Regions from separate parts of the Mus musculus genome. Here all the other regions are linked to region 1. The links are chromatin loops, found by intact Hi-C in ENCODE. Cell type or tissue: heart. All regions are shown on one strand. Region 1 overlaps Smyd3 (SET and MYND domain containing 3). Region 2 overlaps Smyd3 (SET and MYND domain containing 3). Region 3 overlaps Smyd3 (SET and MYND domain containing 3). Region 4 overlaps Smyd3 (SET and MYND domain containing 3). Region 5 has its middle 2.2 kb from the start of Kif26b. Region 6 overlaps Kif26b (kinesin family member 26B).

Region 1 (4,000 bases):
AAGGAAGGAAGGAAGGAAGGAAGGAAGGAAAAAGGGAGGGAGGAAGGAAGAAAGAAAGAGAGCAGATAAGAAATTTGGAAGCAGGAAGTGAAGACAAAGACTGAAGTCATTCTTGCCTAGCTCTCCCCCAGTGTCTGTGTGTCCCTGTGTGTGTGTGTGGTGGTGGTGTCAGGATTCTCACCTTCCATTTTTCCCTACTACATCCCAGAGGGTCCCACTCAAAGATGACATGAATATTCCCAAACTTTAAAGACCTTCTTGGGGGAGAGGGGGAAAGAGGTGTACCCCACCCTAAACAATAAACCATTTATTTATCAACACAGCCAAATTAAGGAATTTCATGTCTAGGCTATTCACTAACCAAGATAACAGAGATCTCAGGCACATTGCCTGAGAGTATCACGCTGATGGTTGATAAATCACTAAGTTTGTCTTGACAGGTAAACTGCAGGTCATCAAAGGGCGTGCTTGGTATCACATAGTATCAATGAGTGCTTCTTAAATCCTCTCACTGAGCTTGCAATACACAGAGAGCTGGGAAACGAGATGGTAGCATGCATACTGCACATAGCCGGGAGGTGCAGGCCACTGCTTCACTGCATCCTAGCCAAGAAGAGGTCAGTTTTCTGACTCCCTGTGATACTCGGCAACATATTCACAGCCCAGTCTGAGGAAAGAAAGGTCTAGTGTCCTGTTCATCTGACAGAGGGAACAGAGATGATGCCATGTGAGGCCGCCACAGAACCATTGTTAGGGTCGGGTCAGTTCCAAACACAGAATTCCAACTTATTCACCTGAACCTCTCTGGACTCAGCAGTGTGAGCTGAGCGACATCCCAAGAAGCACTGCTACAGAGGAAGCTTTCTGTCAATAGAAGATGAAATGCGCCAAGAAGAAAAAATAACACCAGGCAAGTCCCAACATGCCTGCCTACCCACAACTTTGGTTCCCATAAGAATCTACTCTTCTTGCCAACCCATCTTCAACCTTCCAGACTGGTTGTGTTTTGCAAGTTTCTCCCAGCTCTAGGTGCCATGGAAGAGGCAGTGTCCAACTTCGTTATTGGGACAAGGAGCTGGGGAGTTTTTAAATGTTAATCGCCCTTTCCCGAGTTGAAGAAGCATGCCTCTTTTGTATCATGATCCTGGCCCTGAAAGCTGCGGTTTGAAGACAGAAACGAGGATAAATCTCCACAGCGATGACTAATGCATTGCAAGGGGGGACTGAAAATGCCTTAAATGTCTTCCATGATCCCGCTTTTGAACTACCAATGAGAGTCAGGCAGAGGTCGCGTCTGCAGTTCTGTAATCTTTAGATCTGTAGATCCCCCTCCCCAATAACTAATATCCCCAGATCGGTCCTGCCTCTGCACTGGACGGCTCTCTTTCTAAGGAGCTGGCAGCAACTTAGCCCAGAGCGCTGTTATACAGGGAAGAGACCTGGCATCCTCTGCAACCCTATCTCCTTGCTTTAAAAGAAAAGATTTAGACAGTCTCTGGCAGCCCCCCTCCCCCATCCTGCTGTGGTTGTAGATGGTCCTGAGAAGATACCACGGGAGCTCTGTATGATATCTCCAACATCTCAAACATTCAGAAGCTAACCTGCAGAGAGAGTGTCTCTATCCTTTTGAGGACTGAATTTCTAAAGCATTAATGGGACAGCACTGAGTTCTCTACAAAATTAAGCAGGAAAAAGCTTGCTACATCAGGTGTGAAGAGAGATTCCAGTCTACTGGGCAGGAAGACCATGTTTTTGGAGTCTCCTCCCACCTGCTCCCACTGCAGGGTCCACACACAGACATCTTGGTGATGCACTTTGCAATGTGAGTGTGCTGTAGATTCAACAAAGAAAAATGAGGTGTGAAGAGAAGAGGAAGCTCATTGGTAGAGAAGACTGGTGGGTGGGCTTTAGAAGAAGACTGTAAAGGTCAAAGATATGTTGTCGAGTGAAGATATGTAGACACAAGGAGGTGCTGGGATAGATGGGCAAAACATACCAGTTCTCACTCCATTAGGCTTCAGGGCATCCCAACAGGATGCTCTTACCCACTCTCAGGAGCCACAGTGGGGCATCTAGTGTATCTATGCGACCACAGTGCCATCTAGTGGAGTGGTGGAATTATTATTTTTTAATGACCTCTTCAGAACCATACAGGATCAAACCCACATTGAAAAGACTCCAGGCACTAAGTTAGGGTGACAGAACGCTCTTATCAATAAACATGCTCACAGATCTTGATGTCTTATAGGTTACTTCTCAAGACAAGGGAGGCATAGCTACAGTCTGACTTCAACACCATTCCATAGTTACCCTTTTGTGTTGGCTCCTTATCGAGACATTCAGTGAAAAAAGTCATAAGACAATAACACAGGCTTAGCATACACGTGAGGTATAGCTATCTCAGATATAGTCACTAACTAGGTCCTAATATCCATTTTCTGCGGCTTTTTACCACCCACAATTTCCGCATGAAACTCCCCAATAAGAAATACGACGACAGTGTAAGCCAGGCGTGGTGGCGCACTCCTTTAATCCCAGTACTCAGGAGGCAGAGGCAGGCGGATTTCTGAGTTTGAGGCCATATAAAACATGGGTCCCAAATGTGTCATCAGTATTTCTGTGTCTTCTGTTACTGATTCTGGGGAGCAAAACAGGGTGGGGGGTGCTAAAGTTCATACTCTGTTTGGCTTAGGTCTGAACTGGAATCCAGAACCACAGACTTGTTAGTCTCATGCCTGTGTGTGAGATGGGTGTGGTGCGAGGATTTCATGAGACAAGGTATCCTATCAGCAGAGGGAATGCTACAAGTTCATTTCCTTTCTGCTGCCTTCTGAACAGATCTCTCAGAGAAGTAACAAGTCTCAATTTTTAGTTGAGCTGCCAGAGTTACATTCCTTGCTTCTAACTGAGAGAAGGGGAAACCCTTCTGAAATCCTGACTCTCAACCCATCCGCCAGCCCAGTTTCTACTTGAAAGTCAACCAGTTAATGAGTGAGGGGTGCGGATGGAGTCCTGCCAGCCACAGTACCAGGAGAGTTCATAACACATTTGACTTTAATTCATGTGTACTGTAATCCTGTGGGTTAAAGGACCGTAAATGTTGTTCTGGTTTTTCTTATACTTCAAAGGAAGCAATTTAATGGCCATGAATTATAGTCCCTCCATTACAGCGTAACTAAGAAACACAACTGTTTCTCGTAGGATTGCCAATCTGGCTCCTTCACTAAAGGAACTTCAAGGCAAGAATTTAAACAAAGTAACGCATTCGGGCTCTCGGGCTTCCTCATGCTGTGGGATGCTCTGCTCTCAGGAGCCCTGAGAATCAGAGGTCACCCTGAAGGCTATGTAAGGTTGAGGCCTGGTTGAGCTGTGGATGGGCCAACTGGTAAGATGTGTGGATCTGTGTGTGTGTGTGGGGGGAGGGGGGACCATAAGATACAGTGAAAGGAAATACTGTTTCCCTGGGAGGCCCACGCGGTACAGGTGCTACCAGAAACAAAACAAAAGCGATAATATCATTTATTTAATAAATAGAAGCCACAGCAACATAAATAAAGGCCAGGCGTGTTGGGGGTATAACTGCAACCCTAGCCTAGCACTCAGGAAACTGAGACAGGAGAACTCAGGGTTTGAGGCTAGTCTGGGCTGTATAGTAAAACCCTGTCAGAAAAGGAAAAGAAAGGGAGGGCTGGGGGGCGGGGAGGGGAGGAAAAAAGAGGGAGATGTTTAACAAATATAAACTCCTCCTATCTTTTTGTCAACTGATAGTCCAACAGAAAGACCATAAACTATTCTCATTGCCCCAAGAACCAAGATACACAGCACAGCTTTTCCTTACGGTAACCAAAACAGCTCTGGAGGCTGAGAAGCGGTCGGCATATGGTGGAGCAATTTCATCATCACGACCTGGACTTGATTTGCAATCCTAATTCCTCAGCTCACTCCCTGTCAAGATTTAGACAACTTCCTTAAGCTCTGGTTTGCTCATCTACAGGAGACA
Region 2 (4,000 bases), 90 kb after region 1:
ACCTTAAGACTCATGAGGAAATACATAGCAGATCAAGACAACCTTTCCTCAGTCAGTTATGTAACCTAAACTGAGGACCAAACTGACCAAACTAACAAATCCCAAAGCCATCCAGAGACAGCAAGTCCCAGGTTTGATTCCCAGCTGCCACGTGGCAGCTCACAACTGTGTGAAATTCTGAGTTCCAGGGTGTCTTAGGGTTTTATTGTTGTGATGAGACATCCTGGCTAAAGCAACTCTTAAAAAGAAAAGCATTTAACTGGGGCTGGCTTACAGTTCAAAGGTTGAGTCCATTGTCATCATGGTGGGAAGTGCAGTGGCATGCAGGCTGAAGAGGCACACACGCATGATGCTGGAGAGGTAGTTGAGCATACTAAATCAGGACTGGCAGTCAGAAGGAAGAAAGAGATGCTGGGCCTGGGTTGAGAATTTGAAACTTCAAAGCCCACCTCCAGTGACTCATTTCCTCCATACCTACTCCAACAAAGCCACACCTCCTAATAGTGTCACTCCCTGTGATCGAGCATTCAAACACAGGAGTCTATGGGGGCCGTTCCTATTCAAACTAAAAAACAGGTTATATGATAGCCTCATCTGGCCTCTGCAGGCACCAAGCACACATGTGGTGCACAGACATACACATAGCGGAACATCATACAGTTAAAACAATAAAATAGATTTGTGAAGGAGAAGATGGAGGGGAAGAGGAGAAGAAGGAAGATGACAAAGACGATGATAACCAATACATTAATGCAATCAAAGAGATCGGTGGTGTCCTTGTCTACTCCCTCATTTCATAGGAAAGTTATCCCAAAACATGGACAGAGCTGAGACCTGAGGCCACTGATAGACAGCAAAGGTGACTGATTTTCTGTATTGTTTTGGGCTGAGGAGGGGTACAGAGAGGTGACAGGTGGGATCATGAATACTGTAGGTAGAAACAAGCTAGAAGCCCAGGTCCTGAGGGGGTCATGGCTGTCACATAAGCACACACACTCATTTTCCACGCTAAGCCATCAGGCCATGCCACATGCCCTTCCCCTTGGACAATGACACTTCTCACTTTGAAAGCAGCATTGAGACCAGTTACTTCATTCATAGCTTATCTATAAAGTGGGGCCGTAAGGACAAGCCACCAATAGATTAAATTTATCACAATATAAAATGTCACAGTGGGCTCCTCGCTTTCCTTATGGAGGACTACCAATAACTTGACCCCATGAGTCACAGTGGAGCAAGGGCTACCTGCTAGGACTACTCACTGTCCTTAACCTTAAAACCAGAAAATACTAAAATATCAGAAAGAAGCCCTGGGGTATGCAGCTGTCCTAGACCAGAGATAAAAAAAGATAGAATATTAATGAGAAGCCAGCCAGAGTTCACGTACAGTGTGTGAGCATAAACCATCCTCCTCAGATAAACATGACTTCAATTACGTCACATTTTAAAGGTCAAGGGCCTAAAGCCACCCAATCAGCCAGCTTAGACACTAATTCTATCATCAAAAGAACAGGGTTGTAAAAACAATATTTTAAAAACAAAGCCAGTGCCAAACCAAAATTAAGTCAAATGGCATTAACGTTCCTTTGTCTTAGCAAGAAATGAAACAGCTTTCCTTAGGGACCCTTTAATTCCAGCGGGCAAATGCGTTGCGATAAGCCATCAAAACACATGGGAGTGCATGCTTTTTATACAAGCACATGGAATGCCAGGAGAAAGCCAAGACCCATCAGGGTTATTTACCTGCAACAAATAATCCATTGCATTTGACTGTCACATCTGTGAACATCAAAATCCCCTAGTATTAGTCCTCTTGGCAACATCAGTATGGGGGGGGGGGGCCTGGCGGGAAGAAATCTGGGTTGTGTTACTTTAAACTTTTCTCTAATCACTTGGTGTTGAAAAAAATAAAAGGTGCTAATTTCAATTTTCATTTCCTATCAGTATACACTGCACAAGAGCTTGCATTGGAGGGAAGCAAATAAGGAAGTGGGTTTTCTAATCAGTCTCTCTGCCGCCCTCTTCTGTTTAACGGGAGTATAGCAGGCAGGCTCACCCACAGTCAGAAACCTCTCCAAGCCTGGCTGAACAGAAGGCCAGATCCAGCCTGGCAGCTCAGCTTGATAATTTCATTCTCTCAAGGAGCTGTTCATTTTGTGACTGAAATGCATTCGCGCACAATCTGAACTGTGAGGCCCATGTCAGGCTGTGCGAGGCAAAGCTCCAGTCCCTTCCTTGACACTGGAGAGAACGGGCATGGCTGTGTCCACTCAGGAGTGACAGTAATGAGAAACACTGTAAAGACTTGCTGCTGAGAGACAGTTCCCACTTGTCACGGAAGTGTGAGGCCCTGGGTTCCCTCCCAGGAGGCCGGGATGGAGGAACTGTGGGAGATTGGTGGGAGGAGGGAAGGGCCCTTTTGTCCTGTATGCAGCCAGCAACTTCCTGATTTTTTCCCCCACTGAGAACATGAATAATTGTGTGTGTGTGTGTGTGTGTGTGTGTGTGTGTGTGTGTGTGTTTTAAGTCTTTATATCCCCCAAACAATGGCATGACATCTTTTCTCCCCTTTAGTGAGATGTCTGCTCATTCTCCTAGAGGGCTTCTCTCATCTAAGAAGCTAAACATTTCGATACCGAGATTTCTAGTGCATTCCCAGATGACGAGTACCAACAACCTTAACCCAAACATACATCTTCCAAATGAAAGGGATTGTCAGGGATGAAATGCAGCATATGTACAGGTGTGTGTATGCGGGGGGGGGGGGGGCAGTCACTTGCCTGCCACAGGGCGACCTGAATGAGCTGCCCTGCAGCCATGGCTGTCCCTCTCAGGAGTGGTAGTGAGGAGAGACAGTGGGAAGAGAGTTATGCTGGGAGGCAATGACTCAGAAGAGCTTGCCTAGTGTGTGTGAGGCCCGAGGTCCATCCCCAGCACCAACACAACACAGCAGAACAATGGGGCCTTGACTTCTGTGTCTATTTCCTGCCCCAGCCTTCAGCCTGAGAAATACTTACAAGCCTGTATTTGACGACACTCCCCGGCAATACGGAATGCTGGTTGCTCTCCTTTATTCTCCCTTCTTCCTTCACCTCAATGTTTTGAATCTTAGACATTTGCTAAATAGAAATATTGTGTGAAGCTTGGGGGAATTTGCTTAAAACACACACTGTAAGTACCCTCTAAGGCTCTTTACTTCCCGGTTTTCCTCACTAAGATGAAATGGCTATTGCTCCATGGAGCCCTAAGTGCCATACAGGAACGCAGAGACAAAATTCACATGCAAGTATAGCCAAGACAAAAGCCAACTCACCCTGCGGAATCTCTGAGAATCTGCAGACACCACCCACCACTCCCACTGCTGGTCCCAGAAACGCTGCAAAGCAAACAATTGCTGACACTGGCAAGGGCTCTCTCTCTACCTGAGCTGTACCCAGCCCCTGGTTCCCCAGGCTGACCTCCAAGTCAACGTCTTCTTCCCTCAGCCTCGGGATTGTGGGGGTTACAGGCATGGCCACCATGACCAGATCTCTGAGGACTTCTTTGTTTTTTGAGATTATAATATAATTATATTATATCTCCACATCCCTTTTCTCCCTCCAGACTCTCTCACCACCTCTCCTTGCTCTTTTTCAAATCCATGGCCTCTTTTTCATTAATTGTTGTTCATGTGTGTACATCATGTTCGTATGTGTGTGGGTACATACATATGTATTCATAAATATCCAAGGACAACCTGCTCTGTCTGTACAATGTTACTTGTATTTCTCAGGGCTAGTCATTCTGGATAACCATATGGAAGACTACTTCTTCCATTCTCTGAACCACAATGAGCTGTGCGGCACAAAAACCCCAAGGGTACAGAAGTGGCACACATACCCTGGCACTAACCAAAAGATCTTTGATTGCACTTAAGACCAACAAGGGGCAAATCATGGCTGGTACCAGGAATCTAGCCAACTATCCAGAGCTAGGGAAGTCACGGATTTTTGGAGTATCT
Region 3 (4,000 bases), 340 kb after region 1:
TTGCTGTGCAACCTAGACTGGTCTCGAACTCACAATCCTAGAGCCTGTACCTCTGGGTGCTAAGATACCATACTTTTCCTGGCTCATGTACATCTTTCCCACACAAACTGCCTCCAGTCAGGGCATACTGGTGGCTTCCCTTGGCTCCACTCTAAACGTTCCCAACTGCCAACGCAAGGGTAGCTGACCACCTTGCCACATACAGCGGGCCCTGAATAAGCAACCACTTGTTGTTACCCGTGTGTTCTTCGTTTTCCTTCCCCCAAACAAGGATAAAAACAAAATCTCCATTTTATTTTTGTGATTTTTTTTTCCCTACTGTAATTTAAAATCCCTTCTTCTGGAGGCAAGATTGGAAACCTTGCTGTGGAATCAGGCTGTCAAGACCTGCCGCCTCCAGCTACGACCGGTTACATGAGCTCTGTGATCTTCTGCACATCAGTTTCCTTGCTGCCATTCTCAACAAGAGAAAAACCAGAAATGACCAGTGCTTAGGGCTACGGTAACTGTGATCAACACTCAGGCTGTGCCTGGCACGGACGGTGTTCAGTGAAGCCTGCTGCTTTCGCTGGCCCATTTAATCCTGTGAATCCACAGCCCGCTGCTGTTGGATTGAGAGTCTTCTCGATTTGCTTGTTGTATCATCAGAAATATAACGCCCGGGCTTTCTTTGAAAGTCACCGCACGTCTTTTCTAACGCACGTGTGTTGTTTGGACAAATGGCAGAGAAGAACCAAAGCACGTGCAGGACTCAAAAGGACTGAAGCTGAACCGGTAAAAAATAACCAAAGTCACCAGGTCGTTCTCTCAGAAATGCCTGTTAGGCCACCATCGCTCAACTGTCCCTCTGATTACCCCCAAGACATTAGTCATCTGTAATTCAACAGGAATTGAGGTTACATAGGTGTGCATCTGTCAAAGTCATCGAACGAGGACACTTGGGACATACACTCACTGTAACACATCCCTTAATCCAGCTGGTCTCCCTTGTCAAATCGTGACATCTCAAGGACATCAAGGAACAAGTATTCAACTTTTGAACTCTCAAAACTAGACCTTGCCTAGCCTGTGTGAGGATCACAGTAAACACCTCACTGATCAAAGGAAGACAAACTCAAGAATTTGAGGGCCTGGGGCTGGAGAGGTGGCTCAGTAGTTAAGAGCACGGGTTGCTCTGCCAACAGCCACAAGGTGGCTCACAACTGTCTGTGACCTCAATCCCAGTCAGTGGATCGGACATTCTCTTCTGGCCCCGCTAGGGACAAAGTACCTAACGGTGCACAGGCACGCATGCAGGCAAAACACTCCTACACATACAACAAGTAGCTTAAGAGATTTAAAGAATTTAAGAAATTATATGTATTGGAGTTTATTCTGAAAAGCACTCATTAGGATTGTGAGAGTAGAGGCACACATCTTTAACCCCAGTGCTTGAGAAGCAGAGGCAGGCAGATCTCTGAGTTCAAGGACAGCCTGGTCTACAGAGTGAGTTCCAAGACAGCCAGGACTACATAGAGAAACCCTAGTGTGGGGAGTGGGGGTGGGGGACATCAGAATGAAAATGTCATAATGAAATCTATTATTCTATATGTTAACTTTAAAAAATGAAAGTACTATTTTAAGTAATGATTATATCTGGAGAGTTATTGCAAGCATTTAAATTTAACTCATTATAAAAAGAACTCTGTTAATGAACAAACTAGTGGTTTCAGTGCCTTGCACTGTTCATTATATATGACCCTACTGCCACCTAGTGGAAATGCCAGGCTATTACCACACTTGAAAAGTCCCAAAAAGAAGACAAGACTCCCAATTGGGCTGATGGGACAGAAAGCAAACATAATTAAGCCACAAACATGCAGGAGATCCCACAAGGGAACATTCCTTTCTGCTTTGATCACTTCTGTGTGCCTAGAGCCAAGGAGATTGGCAGAGGACTTTGTTGGCTTTCAGAGACTATTTATTAGCTCACTGACAAGACCCAGGGAAGACATTTAGTCATTCAAAGGCAATAGAATTTTATTCAGACAATGGATTGCTCAGTATTTAAAGGAAATGAGCTATTAAGCCACAGAAGCAAGGATCAACTTTCAATGCATGTTGCAAAGCGAAAGAAGTAAACTTGGAAGGGTTATACACAGTATGATCCAAATCCCCGTGACATTCGGGAGAAGTCAAGGCCACAGAGGCAGGAAGAAGAGCATCGGTGGCCAGGACTGACTGAGAGAGAGAGGAGGGGATAGATGGAACTGGAGACATGTCACACCCACTGGTCCAAACTCAGAGAATATGCAACACTAAGTGAATCTTAATACAAACTTTAGCTGTTAGGTGATGTGTCACATGAGTCAGGAGTTGTGATAACTGTACTTAAGGCTGGGATGTAGACGTGAGGACAGCTGTGTGTTTGAGAAGCACAGTACATATGTTACCTCTTTGTATCTCTATACCCAAAACTAGTCCAAAACACAAAATCGACTTTAAAAGAGATTACACACACACACACACACATGTATACACACACACATGTATACACACACACACAATGCTTCACTCTGACCTAAGAGTCCTCTGTGTAAAATCTGCATTTAATGAGTACATCCAAAGCAGGATGCTTGCTAGATGTGGTGGCATAAGCCTGAAAGCCAGCATTTATCAGGCTAAATTAGGTGTTTAAGGCCAGCCTGGAGAAAGGGGTACTTCCTAGTCATCAAGCAGTTTGATGGTGCTTACTGGGTATCACACGCTGTCTTCCCCGTTTCACAAACATCAGATCATTTCATGTATAGAGAATCTGTGACTGCCACTCCTGGCTGCCAATCTCACATCTGGAATGAACTACAATCCAGAAGCAGAGGGCACACCTACAACAGATTTTTTGCTTGGTTAGAAGTGTGTGGATCCACTTCTAGTCAGGACTTTTGGTGGAAAGGCACTCACCTTTTATCTGTATCTTAAGGTGGGAAGACACACCTATAATCCGGGCCACACCTTCTGCTGGAAGCCTACATAAGGACTTAGAAGAAGGAAGCTTTTGCTCTGTGCCCGCTTGCTCTTCTCTTGCTAGCCAAGTCCATTCCTTCACTGGCATTAGATTAGAGCCTATCTCTTAGGGATGTGTCTACTAGCAGAGACATCTAGCCTCATGGACTGACAACTCCTGGATTCTTGGACTTTCTGTTCACAGCCTGACATTGTTGGATTAGCTGGACTGCAGCCTGTGAGGCATCCCGATAAACCCCCTTTATACAGAGAGAAGGATTCATTAATTCATTCTTTCTCTAGAGAACCCTCATACGACATTCACCACAGTCCTATGAGAACCACATTTCTGTCCCGTTTACTAGACAGGGACATTCAGACACAGAGACCATAAATGACTTGCCCAGAGTCACACAGCTGGCGAGTTGTAGAGATGATGACTCTCACTGTCGACACAAAACTCTGTCAGACACGAGGCAAAAAAAAAAAAAAAAGTGTGCCTACCAGTGGTGTGACTGTCTACAAAACACAGAAGGGAAAAAAATTTAAAGTACTATTAGATCAAAAACTCATGTATTTATTTTTTAAAGGCAGTATTATTTCTATGTCCAAATAATAAAATTTAGAATACGTATATAAAACACTAGTTTCAATAATTACTAAAACTAAAATTAACTATTTTCTTAATCTGTAGTTCCTCTATGAATAGAGATGTACAACTGTCCTGGCTTAGTCTATGTGATGGTTAATAACATGAACTTAAGAGGAAGGAGAATTACCTAGGAGGGGTGGAGAGATAGCTTAGAGGTTAAGAACACTTGTTACTCTTACAGAGGACCTCAGTTCAAGTCCCAGCACCAACATAATGGTTCACAGTCATCTATAACTCCAGTTCCAGGGCATCTGATGCCCTCTTCTGACCCCTGGGAGCACGAAGCATGAACACAGTAAACACATAAAACTTGCGGGCAAAAAGTAAAATGAATAAATCTAATCCAATTGCGCAGGAGCCACACCT
Region 4 (4,000 bases), 180 kb before region 1:
AACTCCTAGAGAGGCTTTAGATGACCTCAGCATCCAAGCAGAAGCCAGCCAGGCACTGTGGAAAAGCTGGAGACCCATTCCTGCTGTCTTAGGATTTTACTGCTGTGAACAGACACCATGACCAAGGCAACTCTTATATGGACAACATTTCATTGGGGCTGGCTTACAGGTTCAGAGGTTCATCAAGGCAGGAGCATGGCAGCATCCAGGCAGGCATGGCGCTGCAGGAGCTAAGAGCTCTACATCTTGTTCTGAAAGCAACTAGCAGAAGGCTGGCTTGCAGTCTGCTAGGACAAGGGTCTTAAAGCTCACATCCACAGTGACACACCTACTCTAACAAGGCCACACCTCCTAACAGCGCCATTCCCTGGGCCAAGCATATGCAAACCACCACACCTGCTGTGTTCAATCCCAATTCCTGGCTCAGAACTGTGAACATAATCTTATTGTTCTTCACTCTCCTGAGTCTTTGGATGGTTTGCTATGGAGAGATGAATGACCCGAGCAGCAGCACCATGTACTGTTCAATGGAAGGCAGGATGTGGAGAGGGGAAGGAATGCAAAGCTACTGTATCCGGTGTGACTGTGCTCTAAAGACCCTTTATGGGGTGGTGCTGGTGGCTGTGAAGCACCAGGCAATGGACTCCAGGACAACCTGATACCCCCACACCCCACTGAGGACAGGCGCAGTAACTCCCAGAAATCACAGCCATTGTCTGCTACTTGGTGCTAATCTAAAGTCAGCATGATTCACCCTGTACAGGTGTGAACAGCTCTGCTGCGTCTGTGGATATTATTTTATAAACCACTCTTGAAGAGTTAGGTCACTTCCAGCTGACTTACATTATGATAGGACACAGATCTTTCAGTCTCTGGGTTCGCTCCTGGTGCTACTGTTGTCGTCGTGTGTGCGTGTGTCTCTTTTGCTTTTACTCTGCTAGGCATTTGTTGGGACAAATCCTCCTTGGCTGCAGAGACTTTGGAGCTGGAAAGCACTGAGAGGTCTCACAGTGAATCCCCTCTGTCCACACGACATCATCAAGTCAGACGCCCTGGCCTCTACAGAGAGGAAGACTGAAGGCAGGGCGAGAAAGCCTTAGACTGGTGGCTGCTGTTAGCCTGTGCTCCTGGCTTCTCTTCGGGTTTCTGTAAAGGTGTTCTCTGTCTGACTGTCTATCTGCCTGCCTGTCTCTCCCTCAATCAATCTCTCTTTCTCTCTCCCTCTCTCCCTCCCTCCTTCCCTCCCTCCCTCCCTCCCTCTCTCAACCTGTGTGAGTGTGTGTGTGTGTGTGTGTGTGTGTGTGTGTCCATGTTGGAGGGGCAGAAGATGTGGCTATGGCTAGATGTTAGGAGAAAAAGAAAATTGAAAGTAGTCTGTCTACTGTCTGTCTATCTGCCTGCCTGCTGCCTATCTCTGTCTCTCTCTGCCTTTCTCCCTCAACCTGTGTGTGTGTTGGGGGGGGGGGTGGCAGAGAGGCAGGAGATAGGGTTACAGATCAATGTTGGGAGAAAATAAAAGGACATTTGAAAATGGCTCTGGACTGACACTGGCAGTCAGGCCCACAGGAGGGGCCAGGACAGATGCAGGGAACTTGTTTCTTGTTAATCTGCACAGGTCTGTCCTGCAGTGACTGCACACATATCCCAAGGCAGGGCTTGCTGGAATAGTGGGGAAGAGCAGGAGCTGCCCCACCTTGCAGGCAGCCAGGCTCTGGGAGAAGATTAGAGAGCAACATCTGGTGCCTCATGTTTTATTCTCTTTTCCCTGCTCCGCCCTGGGCCCTCTGCTGCGCTGGACATGCCGGGGTCTGAGACAGGGACCCGAATGATGGGGTCACTATAGAGGATTCTGGATCAGAGAGAACCTTCATGGCAAGTTCTCTGACTTGAAAGCCACTGTGTCTATCTGGTCCCTTTCTACTTATCTCGGGCTGGCTGTGCTTGTGATTTGCTGAGGATAAATGTTCTCTGCTAGAGCCCCTGCATCTCGACTTGAGAAAGGGCTCAGCTGCCACAGCGCCCTCTGCTGGCTTCTTCTCATAGCTCCTGAGCAGAGAAGCTTTGTCTGATGGCTGTGTTTCAGGGGTTCTCTACCTAGAGAGGGACCTGGATTTCTCTATAACTTGACCGACAGCCTAATGACAATGCTGGCTTCTTGTCACCCTGGCAGTGGAAGGCTGATCTGTGTTTCCCCAAGCATGTGTGTAGAAATAAGAGCTTAGTTATAATTAATAAACAAGATTTTCTCTGAGTGATAGTCATATACAGAAGAGAAATTGAGAATAAGAAAAAGAAAAAAAAAGACTGGTAAGTCTGCCAGTGACTTCCATGTGTCTGAAGGTGTCAGTGATTTGACATGAATGGGCAGGCCTGGTGATGGAGGACGAGATCTGGTTCTGGAATGGGATGCCACTTGTGTCTGTCATGGTCCTGGGGCAAATATGTGCCTGGGATGGAAGGGAGCCCTGAATGGGCTCGGGGACTGCCTCCTCTCACCTCGACCCCCCAAACGAAGCTGCAGTAAATCTTGGGCAAGCCATAGCAATGGTAGCTGGGAACTGAGGCTCTCTGCCTTCAGCGCCTCCCAAATGCTACACATGTGCACGTCAGAGGGGACAATTCCAGTTTAATTTCCTGTAGTGGAGTATAAAACAGATTAAGGAAATTTAAACTGGAGCAGGCTTGGTTTGGGAAAAGCTTCTCTCTTGCCATTAAATTTTATTTTTTAATGGTAGCATTTAAAAGGAGCCTGCATGCAGTCTCGCACGGAGGACTCATTTGAAGCCTCCAGCGGGATGCGCTACACCCCCGTTCGGATTCCGAATGTTACACTGGAAATGGCAATGTAGACAGTCAGCTGCTTGAGAGGCAAAGGGCTCTCTGAGAAATAAAGAAAAGGCTCCCACGACACATTTCCATCTCATCACATCTTTAAAAAAAAAAAAAAAAAAAAACAACGTAATTTTAGAATTGTGACCATGTATTAAATAGAATGAATGAGATCAAATTATGATTTAAAGCTGGAAACAATGTGGCTTTCTTATTAATTTTTAATATAAGTATATTAAGTTTATCAAGGATCTCATATGCTTTCTACTGTGAGCCCGGGGAATGCAATAAATGACTTCCCCGAGCATGATTTGAATATGGATACAAAAATCAGAAGGAAAAGAAACACATGATAAGAGCCTGTGTATCGGGTCTCCACAGCGGGACACGGATGAGTTTCCTTCTTCTGCCCATCCCAAGATGAAAGCCATGTGTGGGCTAGGGGAGGTGGACGTGGCATTCAGTAGGGGACATCAAGCAAAGCTGTGCCCACAGGCGGCTCCAGAGCCACTGATTGAGGCAGGCAGCAGGAAACGCCAACGTCTCCGAGGCCCCATGTGAGCTCAGAAGCTTCCCTGCAGACCCCACACCACTCTACAACATCCCAGACCCACTCTAAGTGTCAGGTACCCTGAGGGCTACGCTCCAGGGAGGCTAGATATCCTTGGAGGGATCACCTGTTCACTCATGTACGCTACACTGACAGGCAGTTCCAGGGACTAGGTCAGGGCCATTGCTGTGGGAGGGTCTCTGGCCTTGTCAGACAGCTTGTGCCTATGCATCATCACAGAGAAAGCAGACTGCTGGGGTGCCCACAGGAGGGGCTTCCAGACATGGTCAGTGGCAGAAACCAGGCCAGAAAGAGCTGCTGTTGTTGGGGACGGAGTGACGGCCCTGGGGTTAAGAACCCTGAACTATTATTCTTGCAGAAGACATCAGTGCCATTCCCAGCACCCATAAATCAGCCCACAACTGCCTGTAACTCCAGTTTCAGGAGATTTAGTGCCTTTCTCTGACCCCCATGGGCACTGCACACATATGGTTCACACACATACATTCAGGCAAAATGCACACCCATGTGCGCACACACATTATTGTGTTATTATCTTTAATCTGTCAACATTTAGAAATACTTATTTGTTTTATATGCCGGGTGTTTCGCCGGCATGCA
Region 5 (4,000 bases), 620 kb before region 1:
CGAAGGTCCCGAGTTCAAATCCCAGCAACCACATGGTGGCTGATAACCATTCGTAACAAAATCTGATGCCCTCTTCTATTTGAGGACAGCTACAGTGTACTTACATATAATAAATAAATAAATCTAAAAAAAAAAAGATTTGAATAAGTAGTAGTTACCCCCTGGAGCTCGTGTCTCTAGCTGCATATGTATCAGAAGATGGCCTAGTCGGCCATCAGTGGAAAAAGAGGCCCATTGGTCTTGCAAACGTTATATGCCTCAGTATAGGGGAATGCCAGGGCCAAGAAATGGGAGTGGGGGGGGGAGGGGAGTGGGGGGGAGAGGGTATGGGGGACTTTTGAGATAGCATTGGAAATGTAAATGAAGAAAATACCTAAAAAAAAGTCTCAAACCTGGTGAAAATTTTATAGATCAACTTTATGGTCAACTGAATGAGAAACGCTCTCCATAGGCTCATGTATTTAAACACTTGATCCCCAGTTGGTGCCACTGTTTGGGAAGGTTATAGAACCTTTAAAGGTGGAGCCTTGCTGGAGAAAAGGCATCACTGGGGGTGGGAGGAGGGTTTGAGGCTTTGTGTGCTGGCCTCACTTCTTTTCTCTCTGCTTCCTGCGTGGGAATGAAGTGTGATCTATCGGTTGTTCACACCACCATGCCTTCCCCATAACTTCCTCAGAAACTATAGGCCAAAATGGCCTCTCTTCCTTCTAAAGTTGCTTTGGTCAGGGTATTTTGTCATAGCAACAGAATAGTAACTAATACACACTTCCAGGTTCTAGGAATTCAGCAAACTCTAAGTAGAATGAACACAGACCCACACCCAGAAGCATCTTTGTCAAACTCCCAAGAAAGAAAAATGTAAAGAGAAGATCTTCAAAGCACCCAGGGAAAAAAGGAACACATACCAGACCAAGGAACACCCATGACGACGACAGGTCACCTCTACCCAGGTCGAAGGCAGAGAAGTCGTTCTAAAAACACTAAAAGTACCACTGAGAATTCTACATCCAGTTAATCGAGTCCTTAAATGGAGAGGCAAGGTAGATAAGCAAATCTGAGAGTATTTGTTGCAGCAAGGAGAGGCTGGAGAGATGGGTCCTCTTGCAGAGGACCTGGGTTCAGTTCCCAGCACCCACATGACAGCTCACAATCTGCAGCTCCAGATCTGGTAACCATCTTCTGGCCTCTGCAGGCACCCGCTGTGCACATGGCACTCCCCCCCCCCCCCCGTCTCTCTCTCACACACACACACCCTGGCAAAAACACTTATAAAATAAACACAAATAAATCAGAAAGAAAGAAAGAAAGAAAGAAGGAAAGGAAGGAAGGAAGACAGGCAGCCAGGCAGGTAGGCTAAAGGGAGTTCTCCAGGCTGAAAGAAAAGAATTTAGCTGGAATTTTGGTTCTCCAGGAGGAGAAAAATCCAGACTTGCAACAAACAAACAAACAAACAAACAATCCAAAACCAACCAACCAACCAACCAAACAACCAACCAACCAAACAAACAAAAAACCTGGGTAAATACATGAACAGAACCATATTTTCATAGTTCTATGGGAAGACAGATTGTTTAACACATAATTTAAACAATCATATTGAGGATTTTTTTAATGTGTAGATTTAAACCATTAGCTCAAAGGACAGAGGTAAAATAGACTTGGGACTGCCAAAAGTGTACATTTTAATGAAGTCTGCCATGCTACTTCTGAACAGCCCAGGCTAAGTCAAAGATTCATATGAGAGTCATTAGAGCTAGGGGCTCAGTCAAAGGACCAGAGAATATGAAAACATTATTCAATTAAAAAGAAAGGCAAGTGGGGGGGGGCGTGTAAGACAGCAAAATAGGAAACAGACCCATGCAAACAGTAACAGGAAACCCCAAACCATGTTAAGCCAAACACAAAAGATATTCGGATTCTCTAGACCAAAAATAAATAAATAAATAAATAAAAATAAAAAATCAAGATCAGTCAAAAGTGAACTGTGGTGATGGAGGCCGGAACAGTAACTGCTAATTGTTAATGTGGGGTGGGACTGCTGGGAAGGGGGGGGGCGGGTCAGTGAGAAGAATTTACACCTTAATTTGGGGACTATATTAGATTGTATATATATATATATATTAGATTGTGTATGTATATATATTATATATATATTATATATATTAGATTGTATATATATATTAGATTGTATATATATATTGTATATATATACATATATAGATATATTCGTGTATGTATTTATTTATAGAAACTCATGGAATTTTACACTTAAATTTTATGCATTTCACTGTATGTAGATTTTACATCAACTCTCTTGAGGAGCCGCCATCTATAAAATTTCACCAACAGAGGGCGCTCCGAGCCCATCAAACGCCGGGGACCGAAGATATTTTGAGATGCACATCAGATCTCAGGGCTCATCATTCTTCAGGACGAATCGTGCAGCTCCGCAATGGCTCTCCCTTCGACACCCCACCTTTCCCACTTCGGGCTTCACGGGCTCGTCCATTTCACCTGGCCACATGCTGCTTTGAGGCTGATAAGCCGCGCGTAGCTAATGGCGACGATATTTTCCGCGGCACCTAGGCAGAATACAGATGCGGCTGCAGTTGGGCTGCCTGGAGGCTACCAGTCCCCCTAAGGTCTTCGGCAGATATGATCGCGTTGAAATTGGAAGTAGGAACGTAATGGAAACTTCCACAGTGTTCTCAACATCTTCATTTTGACCTTCTCGCCTCGCTTTAGAGGCTATGAAATATCCGGGGTGCACCAGCTGCAGAGGGCGCTGGGCGGGGATGGCGATGCCCGGGAGGCGCCGAAGGTTCACACAGGAAGACAGGAGGGGGGGGCGTTGCCCCGGGTTCTAGCACCCCAATTGTTGTATTCTGCCCCCTCCTTTCTCTTGCATATGTTGAAGGAAGACAGCGACTAGGGAAGCCCGAAATGTCCTCCTGCCCCCGCCTAGCCCCAGGCCAGGTCTTTCCGGGGTACCCAGATGCCATTACACCACACGTGATCTCCGCGCCCGGCTGGTCCCGCAGGAGGCGTCTCGTGGGGTGTTAATTAAAGGTCACAACAAAATAGACCTGCCGGCTCACCAGAAGAAATGTCCTCCCGGGAAATGAAAAATGACACCCCGGAGCAGCCACGTGTGGAGCCCGGCGTACGCCGGCTTCCTGCGCTCCTGGGCGCTGCGCCGGGCGGGGGACGGGAATCAGACAGCGGGCGACAGCTGGGTGCTCTGGAGATCCCACAGGTCCGGGTGCTGGCAGGCAACCGTGCAAAGGGGCAAGGGGACGATCCCAGTCCCCGAGGTCGATCAGCTCGCGCCACACCCCCTCTCCAGGCCCGCGCAGTCCTTCCGCGCGCGTTCGGCGCGACCAATCCCTCAGTTTCCCCAGCCTGGCAGCTACAGGCTGGGTCTCGGGCTCACCTGTGCAGGTCTCGGGAGGTTTTCCCTTCATTAACAGGGGCTTGGGCCCGTGGGCGGGCGCGGGAAGGGGGGCTCAAGGCTCCCGGTGCTCAAATCGGGGTCCAGGGGAGGAGGGTCCCCTGGCCCGCTGGGGCTAGGAGGGCGAATCAAGACAAGGTTTGCCAGGCAGGTCTGGGAGAACAAAGGGCGGGGGGGTTGGTCCCGGCCTGTTTGCGGACTTGTTTGTGACTCAATCCGTTTGCACGGCTTTTCAAAGGCAGACCTGCACGCCTTGCCAGGAAGAGACCAGCTCTCGGGGAGGGGGGCGGGGAGGCCTGGGTGCTGCGTTTCAGCGCAGCTCGGCCGACTCCGAGCTACAGGCTCGCGCGCTGGATAGCACCGGAGCCCGGGGCTGTGGGCCCCTCGCCAGCAACTTCCCCGCCCGGAGCCAGATTTACGACCCCACCCCCGCCCCGGCTGCGCCTGGCGATGCCAGGCCCAAGCGCCGCGCCGTAAATGGATCGCGGCAGGCGAGGCGGCGGCGGCGGCCCGGCGGGCTCCGAGGCGGCGGGGCTGAGGTTCCCTAGG
Region 6 (4,000 bases), 450 kb before region 1:
CAGCACCAAATGTGAGTGGGTGGGATGGGGTGGGCCAGTGGACAGAGGGTGTTTTGGCTTGTCTGCCCTGATCTTGGCTAAGCTAAGCTGGGTGCCAACAAAACTGAGCATTGTCACACCGTGGGGACTGTAGTTAGAGTGGAGACTGTGGATAAGCACACAGACGCTGTATCCCTTCCTCTTTCAGCCATCTTCTCCAGGATGTCTCCAGTGACAGAGCTTTCCCTTCTTTATAGAGTCAAGGTGTTTGTTGTCCACAGTGGGCTGGCTAAGTGAGAATAGCACAGCTGAGGTTTCTTTGAAGGTCTCCAAGGGGGCTAGGCATCACAGATCTTCTCTAAGTGTGAAGGATGAAAGGCTGGGGTCATACTAGACTTACCTCTCCCACACAGAAACACCCTCCCTGCCCTGCGGCCCTAACCTGCTATGGGGCCTCCATGGAGCCTTCTCACTGTGGAGAGTTTGCACTTTCTCCTGGGTAAAGTTGCAGTTGTTGTGGGGATGATATGAGATGAGGTCCCTTAATGTGGCTCTGGGTGTAGCACCCAGTAGTGTCCATGACACTTATTGAAGTTGGAAGGCCATCTTCCTTCAGGCAGGGTCACAATCTGAGCTGAATAGACCCAGTGTGGCCCTTTCAGTAAAGAACTCACGGTAGCTGAAGAAACAGTACCCAAACCATCAAGTCGGTATGGAAGCCATAGCCCTCTGCAAAGAAACTAGCTTTCCAAAGAGCACGTCACATTTCAAATGAGAATCTCATATTTTAAGTAGAAATGTTCTTCTTCTGCCATTGTTGGGCAAATTGATAAAATACTGACTGGAAGACTCCTTCTCTCATGTTTGGAGGTTTTTTTAAGGAGGAGGGGAAACATCATAAATTCCATGGAGTCATAGAGGAAGCAGATTTAAAATGATCCAAAAGAGTAAATGCCCTATTATTTTGGGGCCAATGTTGAAAGAGCCAGGCTTCAGATATGGTTTATGAATCTCATATTAAAATGCACTTAGAGAGAGAGTGTTTGAGCCCATCCTTCCTGGTTTCCTAATTAGTCACTGATTTTAGTATCTTTGCGTTCTCACTCACTTACAATTTAATAAAATATAAATTTTCTTCTTAACAGAACTCATAATGTAGAGTTTTCAATAAACTGGAGAACTTACAGTTTCCTTCCCAGAGAACTCACCCTGGACATCCTAATTAATATCCAATCGAGATGCTTCTGTGCTAACAGTCTTTAGCGTGACAAATTAGCCTGGTTCTGTCTTAGAAAGATATTTGTGAGGATTACTAATGAGTGTATTTCATATGCCTAAGTTCCTCCCGGGGAGTAATTTGGGTGTTCAGGAAGTATGTTAGACACCATTTTGGGGATTGTGGAGACTATTTAATGTCTTAACTATAGCACCCATGGCCTCAGAGAGTTAGCCCATCCTGTACATAGCTCAGGTGAGTGCCTGGGAAAAATGGAGACACTGGGGAAGGAGCAGGGAAACCTTATGAACAGCAGCCATGTCTGCACTGATGGCTGTGACCAGAACTTGTCTAGTGGCAGGACCAATCTAAGACAGCCTGGTAGCTTCCAGCATCGTGGCAGGGCTGGCTCCTACTGTGGATGCTGCAGAGAAGAACAGGATGGAAGGGAGGACCAGGCCCATCAGCTTGTTCATACACTATTGGTTACAGCAAATCACAGGAACCAGGCATGCCCTCGTGAGTTATAGGTAGCATGACCCAGACTCAGATGTGTTAACTGACCTGCCCAAGGTCACCTTGCTCGGGCTCAGACATGGCAGAGATGGACAGATGCAGGTCTCCTATAATCTTGTTTGCGTTTCTACCACTTTTATGAAAGAAGGAGGCCACTTCTGTAAGTTGACCACAAAGGAGACCCAAGCCACCCGAAGCACACACTATTGTACGATTTCTTTGGGATGCTTCTCTATGCAACTAGAAGGTTTTCCTTGTGTTGCTCTGCACAAAAGTATGGACATAAATGCTTCGTGTTGATGTTCTTCATTGCAAGGTGGAGAGGCTGGTGGGGCTGAAGGGTGAGGCAGACCTGGGCCCAAAAAATTCAGAGAGGCCTCGTAAGCAATGCTGCCATCTAGTGAGGCGAACATTAGCTTACCTAAGAGGTGGACTTAGTAGAATTGGGTGAAAATGTTTTAATTTCCCAAGGAGAGTGTGAGGAAACAAAACTCTTTCATCATCAATTGGGAGACCAGGGTTTGACAGGGTGGCATATGTTTAAATTGACTTTTCCAACAAAAGTCTTTTGGGGAAAGACTTTGTTGTTGCAGTCTTCTGGGGGAGGCAGATCTGCTTAACACAGTATTCTGGCTTGTTTATCTATGAGCTGAGCAATATTTGCTATGCACAGGGGAATGATATACTCTGGACTCCCCAAACCTTTTCCAGCAAATATTTAACTGAGACCCTGTCTAGAAATAGGAAGGGGAGTGGAGAGGATGCTGATATTGAAGGCTCATGTCAGAGGGATCCTGCTTTCAAACTCCATCACCACACATTGGAGTGGGTGGTGAGGGGGAAGAGGGAGAGGAAGACACATTTCTATATTATTTCATAATGATGTAAGTTTCATGTTAGGAATCAGCTTGATCCAGAGTCTCTGGTTTTGTTTGGCTGAAAGCATTGGGAAGCCTCGTGCAGAATCATTCTTATTTAGCTGCCTAGCCCTTGGCCTTGGTTTTCCTCTCATTTCTGGCTTTGTCTTGAAGCATGCAACCATCATAGCTGTAAGAGCTACTGGTCTAGGATTCCCTTCCCTCACCACTACTGATATCTCTGAAGGTAAGTCAATGATATGTAAAATAGCTCTCTATGAAAATCAGTTAATTTTCTTATTTATTAGGAACTTATATGAAAGATTTGTCGTTGCCCCCCCTCCCCCCAAAAAAAGGAAGCCAAGCAGTCTCCTTACTCAAACACTGCTAATCCTTTTGCTTCTACAAAGCAGCTGTAAAGTAAATGGGAAACGAGCCAGCATAGCATTGAGGGCTAACTGGTATAGAGTCAATAAATATTTCCTAAGGAATGTAAGTTTCTAGTATAATCCCCTTGTAAACATTATAGACAGGTTGTGCTTGACCCCAAGACCAGGAAGAAAATCTGGAGCAAGGGTTCAAGGAGACAGAGATAAGAGCAGATCTGTAAACATGGGCTGTCATCATGAGAATGGGGTGTTGGGAACTGGAAAAGATGCAGAGAAGAAGCCGGAACACATAAAAATAGCAAATCATCGACTTTCCCTTTAGTACTACATGTAAGGCTCCTGGTAGCTAAGTGATGTGAAGTGGCAGGCAGGTAGCTATGACTCGGTGGGTTCAGGGGAGCATGGCACTTGAGTAGACACTGAGAGGGAAGAACCAATTGTGGATTTAGGAGGGCAATAGTCACAGAGGCTTATGGGTATTGCAGATGTTTAAGAAGAAGTCAGAGACCTTGAGGATTGATCATGGGAGGGACAAGGAGGAGAGAGATGAGAACAAGACCCCCCAGGCTCATTTCTGCTGAGTGTTGAAAAGACTCTGAGCCATTCACAAATTTAGGGAGGACAGAAGGCCCAGACCAGTGGGCAAAGCTCATGTGTAGACATGTGAGCTCTTGTTTATTCTGGGACCCTTGGTCTGGAGACAGATGTGTCTGAGGGTCTAGTTAGGGGTGAGGAAGGACACAGGGGAGCCTAGGCATGCAAGAGAAAGTTGTAAAGATGGTTCTGGAATTCAGGTATCCCTAGGTGGGTAAGAAAGGTCACAGAGAACTCTGGAAAGCATGTCTTCTGGATCTGATTGTTATCTGCACTGTGTGGTCAGTCGCCTCACACCAGTACCCACCCCTAAGAAGTAGTGTTGGTATTCTCTGACCACACCATATAGGCTTGCACATCCATCTATCCATTCAGCCAGCATTCATTGGGTCAGTTATAGTAGGAACACAAAGTGTTGTCTTCAGATAGTGGGGGTAGGCGAACACTGC

Evidence for each region. Hi-C counts contacts between places; a loop is a spot of excess contacts. Peaks named below come from ENCODE experiments on the same cell type or tissue, not always from the same donor. Only the 100,000 strongest peaks of a DNase experiment are listed, where the experiment ranks them.
Region 2: it touches region 1 in a loop (2.3-fold over the local background); 8 of 42 quality-filtered maps call a loop at or near these places.
Region 3: a loop joins it to region 1, with 4 times the contacts of the local background. A loop is called at or near these places in 12 of 42 quality-filtered maps.
Region 4: a loop joins it to region 1, with 3 times the contacts of the local background. A loop is called at or near these places in 9 of 42 quality-filtered maps.
Region 5: a loop joins it to region 1, with 7 times the contacts of the local background. A loop is called at or near these places in 35 of 42 quality-filtered maps.
Region 6: it touches region 1 in a loop (5-fold over the local background); 5 of 42 quality-filtered maps call a loop at or near these places.

The regions. Positions count from the first base shown.
Region 1 is chr1:179,140,289-179,144,288 of GRCm38, forward strand. The region is part of intron 5 of Smyd3 (SET and MYND domain containing 3); the gene reads right to left. Among named protein-coding and RNA genes, the nearest start is that of Gm31349, 190 kb to the right of the region's middle. In heart, a CTCF peak has its summit at 2,084 (motif pointing left); no DNase peak of the experiment used is centred here; H3K27ac peaks cover 751 bases.
Region 2 is chr1:179,230,206-179,234,205 of GRCm38, forward strand. All of the region lies in intron 5 of Smyd3 (SET and MYND domain containing 3), which reads right to left. Among named protein-coding and RNA genes, the nearest start is that of Gm31349, 96 kb to the right of the region's middle. In heart, a CTCF peak has its summit at 2,037 (motif pointing left); no DNase peak of the experiment used is centred here; H3K27ac peaks cover 825 bases.
Region 3 is chr1:179,475,503-179,479,502 of GRCm38, forward strand. All of the region lies in intron 1 of Smyd3 (SET and MYND domain containing 3), which reads right to left. Among named protein-coding and RNA genes, the nearest start is that of Smyd3, 41 kb to the right of the region's middle. In heart, CTCF peaks have their summits at 1,138 and 1,778 (motif pointing left); no DNase peak of the experiment used is centred here; H3K27ac peaks cover 1,430 bases.
Region 4 is chr1:178,958,455-178,962,454 of GRCm38, forward strand. All of the region lies in intron 11 of Smyd3 (SET and MYND domain containing 3), which reads right to left. Among named protein-coding and RNA genes, the nearest start is that of Gm46249, 180 kb to the left of the region's middle. In heart, a CTCF peak has its summit at 2,029 (motif pointing left); no DNase peak of the experiment used is centred here; H3K27ac peaks cover 1,469 bases.
Region 5 is chr1:178,524,935-178,528,934 of GRCm38, forward strand. No RefSeq gene overlaps it. Among named protein-coding and RNA genes, the nearest start is that of Kif26b, 2.2 kb to the right of the region's middle. In heart, a CTCF peak has its summit at 2,368 (motif pointing right); DNase peaks (open chromatin) are centred at 2,487, 3,227 and 3,697; H3K4me3 peaks cover 1,714 bases; H3K27ac peaks cover 1,590 bases.
Region 6 is chr1:178,687,608-178,691,607 of GRCm38, forward strand. The region is part of intron 3 of Kif26b (kinesin family member 26B); the gene reads left to right. Among named protein-coding and RNA genes, the nearest start is that of Gm24405, 53 kb to the left of the region's middle. In heart, a CTCF peak has its summit at 2,102 (motif pointing left); no DNase peak of the experiment used is centred here; H3K27ac peaks cover 145 bases.